Regions from separate parts of the Homo sapiens genome. Here region 1 is linked to region 2. Evidence: chromatin loops called from intact Hi-C (ENCODE). Cell type or tissue: heart right ventricle. All regions are shown on one strand.

The links. Peaks named below come from ENCODE experiments on the same cell type or tissue, not always from the same donor. Only the 100,000 strongest peaks of a DNase experiment are listed, where the experiment ranks them.
Region 1: it touches region 2 in a loop (7-fold over the local background); 11 of 110 quality-filtered maps call a loop at or near these places.

The regions. Positions count from the first base shown.
Region 1 is chr6:55,223,851-55,226,350 of GRCh38, reverse strand. All of the region lies in intron 1 of HCRTR2 (hypocretin receptor 2), which reads right to left. Among named protein-coding and RNA genes, the nearest start is that of HCRTR2, 51 kb to the right of the region's middle. In heart right ventricle, no CTCF peak of the experiment used is centred here; no DNase peak of the experiment used is centred here.
Region 2 is chr6:53,978,237-53,980,736 of GRCh38, reverse strand. All of the region lies in intron 1 of LOC101927189 (a long non-coding RNA gene), which reads right to left. Among named protein-coding and RNA genes, the nearest start is that of MLIP-IT1, 19 kb to the left of the region's middle. In heart right ventricle, CTCF peaks have their summits at 876 and 1,076 (motif pointing left); no DNase peak of the experiment used is centred here.

The sequences.
Region 1 (2,500 bases), 1.2 Mb before region 2:
GGCAACAGAGTGAGACTTTGTCTCAAAAGAAAAAAAATTGCAGTTTCATTTTTCAGACTTCATCCTGAACAAATAGGAAGCACTTCAGAGCACTATTATTTACTTTGTATTGTAATATGGGATTAATGAAGCCACCAAGGGACAAAGAGAAAGTGGGAGGGGAATAGAAAATAAGGAAACTAAGAAAAATCTCAAGGCATAAGATTCAGCACATCTTTTAAAGATACATGAGTTGGTGACATTTTATAAAAGCTGCTCTTACAAATTTCCCAATGATGCTGCAATTGGATGTTTCTGACCTTAAAACCACCTTGTTTGTCCCTCTCATTGCACAGGGATGCCCAACTAGGGAGGAAGCACAAAACAGCTTAGGCTGTCTTTTTAACAGTATTGTGGTGAGGACCAAATGAAAAGATTTTGAAAATGTTTTGTCAATGATAAGCCTAAGTAGGGTTTCCCAAATGTCTTAAGTATAAAGATCCTTATATAATGTGAAGAATGTGCCAGGCATTTAATTACATTTATACTTAAAAGGAGTTGATGGAAATTATACTTTTAGTTTCTGTTGATTAAGAAAATACTTAATTACAATTACAATTTGATTACAGTAATTTTAAAAATACATTGACTATTAGTTATAACATAACCTTCATGTATCTTAAAAATATTAGTTTATGTATATGGAATTATAGTACACTGCATTAGCATTACCAGGTACTTGATTATTGTTGAATGAATGAATGAGGAGTGACTGTGTGGGGTGCAAATTTTTATTCTCTATGCCTTGTGCAGGTCTGGCACAGATTATATTAGAATCTCTCAAGAAGCATTTGTGGAGTTACATGCTTTGCCTACACAGACCATGCTTATGATAACTCATATGCCTTTGTATCACCATATGGTCTGAGAAAGCAACACCATTACTTTGGAGTAGAGTCACTAATTCAACTCATAGAAGGATGAGGACAAGAAAAAGCAGAATATGTTTTATTAAAAAAAAAGACAGGGCTAAAATAATAACTAGGGACATAAAAGATCAGATACACCATTTGTAAAGTCATGTTTCTAGTTGGGTATTTGTATGACACACTAATGGAGACAAAGAAATACTATGTAAACATAGACCAATAATAAACACTATAAATAATTTTTGTACCTTAATTCCTAATTTTCTTTCATTTATCTACATTAAATCTTTAATATTTTTTAAGTTGACAAATAAAAATTGTATATATTTGTCATGTACAACATGATGTTTTAAAAGATGTATACATTGTGGAATGGCTAAAGGGAGCTAATTAAAAAATGTATTACCTCACATAATTATCAGTTTTTGTGTCAAAAACACTTAAAATCTACTCTCTTAGCAATTTGAGGATACAAAATATTGTTACTAACTATATTCAACATGTACAATAGATCTCTTGAATGTATTCTTCCTCTTTAACTGAAATTTTTTATTCTTTGACCGTTTCCCCAACCACATCTTACCCCAACTCCCAGCACCCGATAATCACCATTCTACTCTATATTTCCATGAAGTCAACTTTTTTAGATTTCACATATAAGCGAGATCATTAAGTATTTGTGCCTGACTTGTTCCTCTTAACATGTTTTTCAGGTTCATCCATGTTGTTGCAAATGACAGGGTTTCCTTCTTTTAAAAGGCTAAATAGTATTCCATTGTGTATATATACCACGTTTTCTTTCCTTTTTTTTTTTTTAACTGAGACGGAGTCTCGTTCTGTAGCCCAGGCTGGAGTTCAGTGGCACAACCTCGGCTCACTGCAAGCTCCGCCTCCCGGGTTCACGCCATTCTCCTGCCTCAGCCTCCCGGGTAGCTGGGACTACAGGCGCCCACCACCATGCCCGGCTAATTTTTTTTGTATTTTTTTTTAGTGGAGATGGGGTTTCACCGTGTTAGCCAGGATGGTCTGGATCTCCTGATCTCGTGATCTGCCCGCCTCGGCCTCCCAAAGTGCTGCGATTACAGGCGTGAGCCACCGCACCCAGCCCATGTTTTCTACGTTTATCCATTGATGGGCACTTAGATTGATTCTATATCTTGGCTATTGTGAATAAAGCTGCAATGAATACGAAACATCTCTTTGACATACTGAACTGATTTTCTTTGGATATATACCCAGAAGTGTGATTGCTAGACCATATGGTAGTCCTATTTAATTTCTAATGTTTATAAAACAAAATTTATTTAAGAAAATACAACACTTTGAATTGACTTTCATTTAAATTTAAATTAAGACTAAAGAATACTTACAAGATAACTCTAAGATGACTCATTATCTAATAAAATCTCTCATTGAAAAAATGTCAGCAACTGTCTTTGAAGTGTGAATTTTGGGAAATTCACCCATGTAGAAATACACATTTATCCAACTATTTCATTGCTTATTAAGTAGAAATTTGTCATGCAGATTGCTGCCATTAACAGCTCTGCATATAAATAACTTCCCTGCATATAAATAATTTCCTCCATATT
Region 2 (2,500 bases):
GGAATGAGAAATTACTTAGTGGATATAATGCATGTTATTCAGGTGATATTTATACTAAAAGCCCAAACTTCACCACTATGCAATACATCCATGTAATAAAACTGCATTTGTACTTCTTAAAATGTATGCAAATAAAAAACCAAAAAAAATAAATCAAGAAAAAAACTTTATACAGAGATAGTTCTGTAAAATCAGGGAAAACTGCAATTGTATTCCTCTGATAAAGTCAGAACGTTTTCCTCTTTGTTTGGAGATTTTTATGGTTTTAAAAAATTCAATTCCAAATAAATACATAAATAAATTAATAAAACAAAAGGAAAATTAGCAGTCAAAGAAAAATTCAATTCTACATATTTATTTGATATGGGCACCATTGGCATTCATACCCATTCTTTTGTTTGTTTGCCTTGGTTGTTAATGCTTTTTAAAGTTAACATTTTTGATTTTTAAACAAAAAAATATATAACAGAAAAAAATTTAGACTTGGTCTGCTATTTTATTCCATTTATGATTCTGATATATTACACCAAATCTGGTTTAAAACTGAAAAATATAAATATCCCCAAGCAAAAAAAGTCTTAACTTTTTCTAGTTTCAGTGCTTTAAATGGTTTGATATGTAACTGTGATCCATATTTGAATACGTACATGTAGTAAAAAAAGTTTTGTTTTATATTTTTTGTTGTTACCTTTATCTTTATAAAGATGAAAAAAAATTAAATTATATAACAATTGTAAAATAAACCAGTGTTCTCAAAGGGCAGATGCACACACCTCAGGGATATGCAACCCCCAAAAAAGATTCACTGTAGTGCAGGAAAGAAATATTAAAACTTCAGTCTATCATAGCCTTTTATATTTCAATTTTTCTATAGGTGTGTCTTATAATTGCCACAATATATTAGTGCAATATTAGGTATATAATTTATTTTTAATTGGACATATACATATTGGGTTTGCAAGCCTAAAAATGATCACAGTGCCCTTTTGAAAAGTTTAGGAACCACTGATAGTCAAGACAGAGAGCCACTTTTTCTTGCCAGCCTTTTTCAATCCTAGAACACAGCACCATCTGGTGGTATCCTGAGATAATGCATGCATGATATTTGAGTAGTTTTTATAAGAAAAATATTGTTGTCATTCAGATAACAAGACAAATCAATAATAACCATTCTAAATTAGTAATACACCATTTTAACTAAATCATGGGCAACTGTGAAAATAGTATTTCTATTGTTTCCTACTACTGCTTCTAGGTTCTTAGGCCAACTTCTCTCTCCTCCTGACTTGCCTTCCTATACAATTTATCTAGGAAAATCTTATTCTGCCTTTAAAACTTATCTCATAGTCCACCTCTTTGCCTCCTTTCCTGAGCACACCAGCTCATTAGCTGCACCCTTCTCCATACTTCATAGGTACCCCCCTTAAACCACTTGTCCCATTGACTTACAATGATGTGACATGTCATTCTTTCTATTAAATTCTAAAGAAGCACTGTCTAGTAAGAAGATAATTGACCCACAAATGCAAGTCACACACATAACTTTCAATTTTCTAGTAGCCACACTTAAAGAAACAGATAAGATTTATCTTAATATATTGTATATAATCTTAATTTTATATTGTATATTATCTTAATATATTGTATATAGTATACATACATACATATGTAAGACTTATCTTAATATATTGTATATAATCTAATATATCTAAAACATCATTTTAATATATAATGTATAAAACATTAATAATGAAATAGTTTACTTTTTTGTATGAGGACTTCACAATTCAAAGTGGGTTCTATATCTATAGCACATCTTAACTGGGACTTGCCGTATTTCCAGTGCACAATGGCTATGTGTGTCTAGTGGTCGCTGAATTGGACAGTGCAGTTCTAAAGGCAAGGCTAGTATCTTCTTGCACTTAGTGAATGTTCAATAAATGCTTAAAAAATAACTTTAAGTTCACAATTCCACTAGTTGTTCCTGGGAAAATCTATCCTCTCTCTATCATGCATTAGGTCTCTACAAATAAATACCATAAAGAAGCTACAAGCAGCCAGGCATGGTGGCTCACACCTGTAATCCCAGATACTCAGGAGGCTGAGGCATGAGAATCGTTTGAACCTGGAGGCAGAGGTTGCAGTGAACCAAGATGGCCCCACTGCTCTCCAGCCTGGGTGACAGAGCAAGACTCTGTATCAAAAAAAAATAAAAGAAAAGAAGAAGAATCTACAATCAAGTCAAGTCTCTCCTTAAGAGGAAAATAAGAATCTATGGTAAATCATATAAATTACCTAGTTTTGTTTCAACAATTCCTTTTAGAGGTAAGTTTTATGCTCATGTATTTCAATGTATTTAAATAATAGTCTTAAAATCAGCAATTGTCAGACTCTTAATTATGCAACTGGACATCTCCTTGTAATACTTGACACCTTTTGAATCACTTTTTAAACATCCTGCCCTACCAGCACAGTGAGCAAAGACTATTCTGTTTTGCTC